2 separate regions of the Homo sapiens genome follow, and region 2 is linked to region 1. Evidence: chromatin loops called from intact Hi-C (ENCODE). Cell type or tissue: PC-3. All regions are shown on one strand. Each heading gives the region's core, and the rest is flanking DNA. Links, peaks and the distances in the headings are about the cores only. Region 1 overlaps KIAA2012. Region 2 overlaps ALS2 (alsin Rho guanine nucleotide exchange factor ALS2).

Region 1 (5,388 bases), core at 300-5,299:
TTTTGTTTCTGAGACAGTCTCGCTCTGTCGCCCAGGCTGGAGTGCAGTGGTGCGATCTCGGCTCACTACAACCTCTACCTCCTGGGTTCAACCGATTCTCATCCCTCAGCCTCCTGAGCAGCAGGGGTTACACGCATGCACCATCATGCCCAGCTAATTTTTTGTATTTTTAGTAGAGACTGGGTTTTGCTATGTTGGCCAGGCTGGTCTTAAACCCTGGCCTCGAGTGATCCACCCGCCTTGGCCTCCCAAAGTATTGGGATTACAGGTGTGAACCACAGCATCTGGTCAGGAATGTTTTGATTATTAAAAAATTTACTCTTTGTTCATATTTCTGATTAAAGGATGTACAGTCTATTTTTTGTGGGTTTAGCAGTTTATCAGGATTTATAAGTGTCATTTTAAAAACAGTCGATTTAAGCCATGTAGAAATACATATGAAAAAGTCTGCAAAACAAAACATACTTTAAACATGTTTAAGTAGATAGATTATCTGAAATTCTGGATTTTTCAGTCACTTCATTGTTATGCAGCCAAGCAATTCTTTTTTTTTTTTTTTTTTTGGAGGAGTTTCACTCTTTTGGCCTAGGCTGGACTGCAATGTCGCGATCTCGGCTCTCCGCAACCTCCGCCTCCCGGGTTCAAGTGATTCTCCTGCCTCAGCCTCCCGAATAGCTGGGATTATAGGCATGCACCACCATGCCCGGCTAATTTTGTATTTTTAATAGAGATGGGGTTTCTCCATGTTGGTCAGGCTGGTCTTGAACTCCCGACCTCAGGTGATCTTCCCACCTTAGCCTCCCAAAGTGCTGAGATTACAGGCATGAGCCACCGCGCCCACCCGGCTGGCAGCCAAGTAATCTTAACTTCAGTTGGAGTAAGCCCCCTAAATCCAGCTTCGTTGAAGATTCCAACTTCTATGTTATCCTCTCATTTGGCCTTCAAAGCTTTCCTTTAGGGTTAACATGGCTGTATGAATGGCATCTTCAAGTTCCAGATCTTCATTTTATCTTTTCTCAAGGGAAGTTTCCCCATTCACATAGTTCTTTCCCACTGCTGTGGCTTTCCAGGCCAAGTAAGCTCCAGATGGATCTGACTGAAATAAATATGGTTGTCCCTCATTCCAACCACAAACAAGTAAAGAAACTCCAAATGGACAAACACCACCTGACTGAGTATATTCTTGCATTACAGAAGCTACTCTCCGCACTAGCTGAGCTGTGGGAATGGGCACTTGGTACACAAGATAGTATTGTTGAGCTAGTTTCGAGCTGTGTGCACAAGCACTTTGTTATCTGGGCCCACGCCACTGTACACCAAACCTATGTGCTTGGTAATTGGTTCCACTTTGTCTACACTTCGCTCATCATACAGAATGAATTTCTGTTTTTTCTCGGTTGCTAATACCACACCATTTGCCGCTTTAATTCCCACTGACAGGGCTCCTCCAGCTACAGCAGCCAAAGCATATTCAATCCGGACAAGTTTATCAGACGGGCTGAATGTAGTCAGCGAAAAGCCGTACCGCGCTCCGCCATCTTTACCCGAAGAGCCAAAGCACAAGTATGTACAGTTTTTAAGTCACAATGCCTACTGCCAAATTGTTCCCTAGAAAATTTGTACCAATTTGAATCAGATAGACACAGATGCTGGTCTAAGGGAGCTTACATTCCAGTGGGGAAGATGAATATTAAAACAAAACCAACCTCAAAACACAAAACTGTTTTTGAAAGGAAGACTCTAATATTCAATTAGTGCCTTTCTCTCTTGAGAAGTAGATTCTTGCATGAATTAATTTATTTCTTCTCAGTTTTATTTGAAGATGTTATACTTTTAAAGAAAGATTTGAAAAGAAAAAGTTCACCCATTATTCCATTGGCATCATTCCCTTAATACTACAGTTAATCTGTTTTTCAATGTTATTTTGTGGTTTCCCCGCCCAGGAGCTTCTTTGCAACTTTGGTTTTCTTCTACTTCTACTCAGGTTCAGGGAGGTGTCCACTGTCTCTCAAATCAACCACCAGACTTTAGAGGGGCACAAGATTGTTAACGCGCAAAGGTGGTTGAGGAATTGGAAAGGTTGACTGGGGCTGCACCTTGGAATTTATTTTGTCTTGGATAATATGTAACATTAACAGAGAGCAGAAGCTGATTAAAGTATCTTGGTGCCAAAGGGTAGTTCTGTGAGTATTTCTTTCCTTAACATGACTGGCGCGAAAAAACTCTCACTGAAGACTTTCACTGCTCTTCTCAACTATTTTGAACTCTGGGACAGGGCATGATAGAACCAGCAGAGGGCGTATTTGTATTGACCAAAAGCTGAGGTTGTACATTGGTGAAACTTCCATTGTGATTAGAATTGAAACCTTCCCAGTTTTGGGATGTGGGCCATAGAAGGGTGATTTTTTTTTTCTCTTAGTAAAATAACCTGATATTTAGGAAGTATTGGAACAAACGAAGTCAGTGCTTTGAATAACTTACAACTTTTAAGTACTTTTTAAAAGTCTATAAAATATCTTAAGCGTTCACAGTATAGGAAAAATACTGTATACTCATTGCCACTTAGTTTTGTAAAATTTTAACATTTTGCCATATTTGAGTCATGCATTTCTTTCTTTCTTTCTTTCTTTTTCTGAGACAGAGTCTCACTCTGTTGCCCAGGATGGAGTGCAATGGCACCATCTCAGCTCACTGCAACCTCCACCTCCTAGGTTCAAGCAATTCTCCTGCCTCAGCCTCCCAAGTAGCTGGGATTACAGGTGTACGCCACCATGCTCAGCTTATTTTTGTATTTTTACTACAGACAGGGTTTCACCATGTTGGCCAGGCTGGTCTCAAATTCCTGAACTCAAGTGATCTGCCTGCCTTGGCCTCCCAAAGTGCTGGGATTACAGGCATGAGCCACTGTGCCCAGCCTAAGTCATGCATTTTCTAAAGAAATCAAACATTTAAGACACAGTCCAAGACTTCATTTATCACATGCTACTATGGTGTGAATGTTATCGTCTCCTTCAAAATTTGTGTGTTGGAAACTCAATCAATATTCAATGCAGCAGTGTTGGGAGGTGGGGCTTAATAAAAAGTGTTTAGGTCATGGAGGGCTCCATCCTCATGAATGGATTAATGCTGCTATAAAAAGGGTTTGTGGGCTGGGCACAGTGATGCACACCTGTAGTCTCAGCTACTCGGGACACTGAGGCTGTGGATAGTGTGAGTCCAGGAATTCAGGTTGAGCCTGGGCAACATAGAGAGACCCCATCTCTAAAAAAAGAAAAAGGGCTTGTGGGAATGAGTTCCCTCTCTTTTGCCTTTTTGCCTCCCACCACGTGAGGACACAGTAAGAAACCTGCATCTTGATCTTGGGCTTCTCAGCCTCCAGAACTGTGGGAGACTGTTCTGTTCTTCATAAATTACCCAATCTCAGGCATTCTGTTATAGCATCACAAAATGGATTAAGACACATATAATCCCATTTCCCTCTCCCTCCCAGAGGTAATCAGTCTCTTCAATTTGATATTCATCAATCCTCATATATATTTTTATATCTGTATTACATATACATGCACATGTAAACAATATATAGTATTTTTTACAAATTAAAACTTTACATAAATGATATTATTTATGTAACTTGTTCAACTTGCCTTATTTTGCTTAATAAGGCAAAAAACCCTTAATAAGTCTTTTGGGATTAACCCATATTAATACATGTAATTTTATTTTCAGCTATCATATAGTATTCCGTTGTATAAATATGTGACCATTTAAAAATCCATTTTACTATTGGTGGCCATTTTGATTATTTCCAATTGTTTATGATTATTAATAATGTTTCAATGAACCTTTTTAGGTGAGTCACTGTTCATACATGCTTTCTCTAAAGGATACCTGGGAATGAACTTGTTGGGATGCAGGATATATGCATCTTCAATTTATTGAATATTTTCAAATTGCTCTAAATTACTAAAACTTTATATCCTCATTAATAGTGTTTATAGACTTTTAAACTTTTGCTGGTCTGATATATATGAAATGATATCTTTTTGTTTTAACTGGGATTTTCCTGATTAGTAAGGAGAACTTTTTTTTCTCTATGGCCATTTATTTGTGTTTCTTCTTCTGTTAGTTGCCTGTTCACATCATTTGCTCATTTTTCCTTTGGGTTGATTGTCTTTTTCTTTCCCTATTTGTAGAGGGAAGAAATGCTGCTGCATTTTGGTTACTAATGCTTTGTTGGTTACATGCATTGCAGGTATCTCCTTCTAATCTGCAATTTGGCTTTTAACTTCATGTTGTCTTGTTGAAAACTTCAAACTTTAATATAGTCAGATTCATTGGCGGGGCACAGTGGCTCACACCTGTAATCCCAGCACTTTGGGAGGCCAAGGCAGGCTGATCACTTGAGTTCAGGAATTTGAGACCAGCCTGGCCAACATGGTGAAACCCTGTCTCTACTAAAAATACAAAAATTAGCCGGGCCTGGTGGCACACACCTGTAATCCCAGCTACTTGGAAGGCTGAGGCAGCAGAATCGCTTGAACCCAGGGGACAGAGGTTGCAGTGAGCCAAGATCATGCCATTGCACTTTCTGGGCAATAGAGCGAGACTCCGTCCCAAAAAAAAAAAAAAGATTTATCAATAATTTTCTTTATGGTTTGTGTTATGAATAATAGGTAAAAAGTTTTTTCCTTTCCAAAATTCATAAAAATATTCTGCTATATTTTCCTCTAAAAGTTAAATTTTGCTTTTTGACATTAAGCTCCTGAATACACCTGATATTTTGTGAGGTGAGAATTTTAAAATTGCATAACCAGTTGTCTCAAAATTATATAGTGAATAATAGATCATCCTTTCTCCACTATTTCCCTTTATAATGCCATTGCCATATATCAAGTTTCCATATGTGGGCACATTTATTTCTGGATTCTCTATTCTCTTCTGTCTGTCTCTAAGCCAATAGCACACAGTTTTATTTTTTACAGCTTTAAAATAAGTTTTTATATTTGTCAGGGCAAACTTCCACTTTATTTTTTTTCAAAATTATACTGGCTAATATCTTAGTCTGTTCAGGCTGCTATAACAAAATACCATAAACTGGGTAGCTTAGAAACAACAGAAATTTATTTCTTGTGGGTCTAGAGGCTGGAAAGTTCAAGATCAAGGTGCTGGAACATTCAGTGTCTGGGGACATTCAGTGTCTGGGGAAGTCTCACTTTCTGGTTCATGGAGGGCACCTTCTTTTGTGTCCTCACATGATAAAAGGGGCAAGATAGCTCTCTGGGGCCTCTTTTGTAAAGGCACTAATCTCATTTATGAGGGCTCTGCCCTCATGACTTAATCACCTCCCAGAGGCCCAACCTCCAAATACCTTTACATTGGTGATGAGGT
Region 2 (5,388 bases), core at 1-5,000, 430 kb after region 1:
TTTATTTTAATGTTTTCTTTAGAAATGTTTATTTTTACACGACAGCACTTTATAATTTGAGAAAGGCTACGATTCTTGCTGAGAATACTTTGACTTTGTGTGCCTGTGTGTTTCTTTTTAAGGCTTCAACCGTTGTGTGTAAAATGTCTGGATGGCAAAGAAGTAATCCATCTGGAGGCAGGTGGTTACCATTCTCTTGCACTTACTGCGAAATCCCAGGTAGGAGGCAAACTATTAAATGCTTTACCTTATTTTCATGGAAGGCCAACATGACATTGTTGGACCCTCATTTGTTGATTATCTGCTATATGTCAGGCAATGATAACCGTATCTCATTTTAGCTTTCCAATATTTTGTATGGTATTATTTCCACTTTACAGACGAGGGAAGTGGAGTAAGAGAAATTATGTAACTTGTCTAAAGTCACACATACGTAACAGTAGAGCTTGGATTTAAACACTTTTCTGCCTGATTTAGGAGCTTTCTATAATGTGTTCTCACCTAAAAAGAGAACCCCAGATTTTCCAGGGTATTGGTGAATTTTTATTTGTTACAAAGAAGATACATAGTAAAACACTAAGAAAATAAAGTCATTTTTCTTTAAAACTGTGGGACCTGAAAGTGACCTCTAGCATTACTAAAAACCATACCCATGTACATAAACATAAAGAAGTTGTTTTAAGTTTTTTTTTAAACCCAGACTGCTCATCTGCAATAAGTTAATATTAAATATATTCATATTTCGATAATGGTGCTTCACCAATTCCTTTATCTTTTTAAGAAGCCAATAAAGGATTCGAAGCCCTTTTAATATTTGATTTGATTGCACATTTCACATACTAGGCTAGCCAAAAAACTAACATAACTTGTATAAATATTAATATTAGGAAAGAAAAAGGGGAATTTACTGTTTTTAACATGATTCATTCAAAAGACTTAAAAATGAGAGATTAGGAAGGAGGTCAGTTACAAAATAAAAATTACTGGCTTTATTATATACATATAATAAAACAAAACATACTCGAGGAAATTCTGCTCAGAACTACACCAAAAGTGTTAAGGAAGTAGGAATAAGTATAAAATGCATATAACCCATATGATGCAAACTTTAGAACTCTTTTGAAGGGTCATGAAAGCAGTAGTAAAGTGAGAGGTTTTATTTTTGGATGAGATGCGTCAGTTGTAAAAATGTCATTTCTCTCTTAAATCATTAATCAGCACAGTGAAAATTCAGTACAGTCCCCAAAATATTCCAGTGTAATATTTACAATTTGATAAAATAATCCCAAAATTACTTCAGAAGAATAAACATAGGTGAGCCAGGTAAAAAGAGAGATTTATCCTTATATATTATAAAATTAAACAGATCAATGCAACAGAAATATGCCTGTCGGCTAGAAATAATCTCAAGTATATATGAGAATTTAAGATATAAAAGTGGGTGTTTCCATTCAGTTGGGAAAACAAGACTTGAGTATCCGGTAAATGTAGTAAATGTTTACTGGCTTCGTATTTGTAGGAGAAAACTAAGATGGCTATACATATTCTAATTCTGGGTGTATTAATGATGTCATTAAAAACTAGAACTGTGTGTATGTGTGCGTGTGTGTGTATGAACAAATTAAGATGAGTCTTTTAGGCATAGAAAAAGACATAACATCAAAACTGGAAATTAGAAAGTAAGATATGTTTGTCAATATGATAATTCAACAGTCCCGAACAGCAAATAAAACAGTGTAAACAAAATGAAAATACGTAACAAACTGGGTAAAAATATCTGCAACATATGTGATAAAGTGTTGCTGCACTTATATATAAAGGAACAGTTGTCAAAGGATAAAAATTGTCAAAAGGATATTTATATTTTCGTCATAAAAGAAGTAGAAATGGCCAGCAATAAATGAAAAGATGATCATTTAGCAAATACATTTAAATTAAAAAACAACAGTACAGTGTTTTTCTCACCTATGAGATTAACCTATGCAAACCTAAGGATTACATTCAATGCTGAGCATTGATTAGGATGTAGGAGAAAATGTGCGTGCAGTGCAGGCAGGAATGTAAATTGGACCTTGCTGGAAGAGAGTTTGTCAGTATGTATCAAAAATCAGAATGGCATAGTCTTTGCCTAGGAATTTATCCTAAGCAAATAGATACATGAATATATGTATTCAAGGATTTTTCCTATCCTTTTTAATATTAAAGAATTGGAGGCTGAGTGTGGTGGCTCATGCCTGTAATCCCAGCACTTTGGGAGGTTGAGGTGGGCGGATCACCTGAGGTCAGGAGTTCAAGACCAGCCTGGCCAACATGGTGAAACCCCATCTCTACTAAAAACACAGAAGTTAGCCGGGCGTGATGACAGGCGCCTGTAATCCTAGCTACTTGGAAGGCTGAGCAGGAGAATTGCTTGAATCTGGGAGGCGGAGGTTGCAGTGAGCCAAGATTGCGCCATTGTGCTCCAGCCTGGGTGACAAGATCGAGACTCTGCTTCCAAAAAAAAAAAAAAAAAGGAATTGGAAAGAACTTAATTCAGTACGTAATTTGTTAAAGTATATGCACAGTAGAGTTCTAGATAGTTATTAACAATGATGTTACAGATCTATACTTACTGATGTGCAAAAGAGTAGGTGCCACCAAGTGGTTGATCAGTGATTTTCACTTTATTTCTATTTTTATTTTTGTACTGTCACAGTCTTGTACAATGACCATGAATTACTTTCATAATCAGAATAAACAAACATTTTAAACCTAGTCATTGCAATCTAGTTTCTTTTGTCTGTAGTGTCGTGTAGGTACTTGTGTTTCTCTTACAGTAACTCTTCATGTATGAAAGGTTTTCTGTTCATTCCATAGTACTTTTATCTACAGAGTAGGAAATCATGATTACTCTTCCTCTATATCACTTAATGTTTTTATTGCTTTCTCTAAAAGAGGCAGTATACGATAATTCCTGGGATTAAATCCTGCCTCTTACATATGAATTTGTGACCATGGGTAAATTAACCTCTCTGGGTTTCCTTATTTATTTATTTTTGTTAGGATTGTTGTGAGAATGAATCATCAATTAATATACAGAAAGTGTTAAGAACAATGTCTGGCAGTTAGTAAGCACCTGAAAAGTGTTAGTTATTGTTATTGTTATTGTTGACTCCTCAATTCTGCCTTCTTCTTTTCTTTTCTTTTTTTTTTTTTTGGGATACCGACTTTTGCTCATATTGCCTAGGCTGGAATGCAGTGGCATGATCTTGGCTCACTGCAACTTCTGCCTGCCGGGTTCAAGCCATTCTCCTGCCTCAGCCTCCCAAGTAGCTGGGATTACAGGCATGCACCACCATGCCCAGCTAATTTTTGGACTCTGTCTTCTTATGTACCAAGACTCTATTTGCGCATTATCTCTGGTCTTGTTAAAAATGAATTTCCTTAATATCTGTTAAAGAGTGAAAGACTAATATAAGTACTTAATGTATAATTGTTGGTATTTGTGTATATATGTTAATTATTATAAAGGTTCAGAGTTGATGTGCAAAATCAGATTCACAACGCTTAGCTACTTTTCTGTGTTTTTTTGATAGGTTTACTCATGGGGTAGCAATACCTTTGGTCAACTTGGGCATTCCGATTTTCCAACAACAGTTCCTCGTCTTGCAAAGGTACTTTTGTGAACTTGATAGCAACTTATTCCACAATTCTTAGCTGTAACACCTTATACTTCTCCATTTCTTATTTTAAAATATCGGGGGAATTTCATACGTACAACCTAAATTTGTTTTGGTTTTCATAAGAAAATTTTTAAAAACAGGAAGCCACGTGTTTTCAAGCTAAATATCCGTTTTTTATGTGTTTATATTTCTTAGCTTCAACTGTTCATTAAATATGCATAGTTTCTTTGTTTTTTTAAGTAAAAAAATGAAAAAGTGCTTTCTTTTAAAACATGTTTCTAGGACTCTGCTGTTTTCTCAGCGTTACCAGATAATGTCTACTCTTTGAATTCTCCATTGTTTGACTTTTACATAACATTATTTGATGGTGTAATTTTGTGTGTGCATTTAAAAATAACATGCAGAGTAGTAAAACATTTTTTTTTGTAAGCCTTTTCACTTTCTGTAGTAAAGCTAAAAGTAGAGGTGAATTTTTTTTTTTTTTACTGTTAGATGGATTGGTTTTAGTTTATGTAATGCCATTGAGAGATTGGTAGCTTCTAGTCTCTTTGATGAAGTTCTGTAGCAGTGTTTCTCCACCTTGTGTTCCGCCTCATCACCCTGAGGAAATACCAAATTCTCATCAATTGTACTGGTTCCTTGAACAAGAGTTTTAGGGTTTTTGGTAGAGATGCCCTCCATGTGACAGAATGGAATATGGAGGTCATAGATATGTAGTTGGATTCTGATATCTCCCCGTTCCCAAGACATGCTCCCTCTGGAGTAATGGAGATTAAAGAAGGGCAATTACGTCAATTTTAGGAATATGATTTGAATGTGACAGTTAATAAATATGCCAATAATTCATATATGCAATGTGCACTGTGCATCTGTCACTATTTAAGATTTTTACATGCTGCCTTTCCTTTTGGTGAACTTAATTTTACTGGGAAGAAAAGGCTTAATAAAACATTAGGGAACAATTATTACTTCTAGCTCCAATCTGAAATGTTTTCAGTATAAAACATCGTAGTAGTAAGCTATTCAGTTTCTGATACATTATCACAAACAAAGATATTGCAAATCATTGTTCCTTGTTTTTTGTTTATTTGAAGTGTGTGCTTATTCATACTAAGGAAACCTTTGTAATGTAGCATGGAGACCTGAAAATCAAACTCCTTTTTAACATTTTAGAGCAAACAAGAGAATAGTTTGTTACAAGATTTTAGTTTCATAACTCTCCGACATCATTGGGAGCTTGGTTTTTTTATTTGAGGAAGGCTGAGAAAAACATTTTTGAAGTCATCCTGATTAATCTGTGAGAATTAAAAGTGAAGGCAGAGTGAGATTTGAGTTAGTTTTGAGACTAGGAAGAAGACTCCTTTTGCAAAAATTGTAATGCGTCCTTTGCAAAATGAATGGGAAGTCCGTTATTTGGATCGCCTGAATTTGAGAACATAATGTCATGCCAGAAGAAGACTGCTATAAAATTAGTAGTAGACACACACACACACACACAACACACACACAAAATCACCTATGATTTGGAGCCTAGCTAGATACTAAGGATCTAATAGATTAGGGGTTGTTCGTCAGTCCAGGAGTCAGTGCTGAAACTATCTAAACACAAAGGATCTAACAGATTAGAGAGTGTATTTGTGTGTGTGTGTGTGTTGCCTATCAGTCTAGGAGCTGAAGCTGGGTCTAGAGGTTAGAGGTAGTAGTTTTTGCAGTAACACACTTTCTC

What was found. A loop is a pair of places that touch in the nucleus more often than their neighbours do. Peaks named below come from ENCODE experiments on the same cell type or tissue, not always from the same donor. Only the 100,000 strongest peaks of a DNase experiment are listed, where the experiment ranks them.
Region 2: a loop joins it to region 1, with 13 times the contacts of the local background. A loop is called at or near these places in 12 of 110 quality-filtered maps.

What each region holds. Positions count from the first base shown.
Region 1 is chr2:202,175,445-202,180,832 of GRCh38, reverse strand. The region is part of intron 15 of KIAA2012; the gene reads right to left. It also overlaps the pseudogene PSMA2P3. Among named protein-coding and RNA genes, the nearest start is that of SUMO1, 60 kb to the left of the region's middle. In PC-3, for the core only: CTCF peaks have their summits at 2,084 and 2,287 (motif pointing right); a DNase peak (open chromatin) is centred at 2,282.
Region 2 is chr2:201,747,977-201,753,364 of GRCh38, reverse strand. It overlaps ALS2 (alsin Rho guanine nucleotide exchange factor ALS2), which reads left to right. Exons shown (of 34, transcript NM_020919.4): 7 at 123-219; 8 at 3,576-3,653. Among named protein-coding and RNA genes, the nearest start is that of ALS2, 30 kb to the left of the region's middle. In PC-3, for the core only: a CTCF peak has its summit at 2,640 (motif pointing left); no DNase peak of the experiment used is centred there.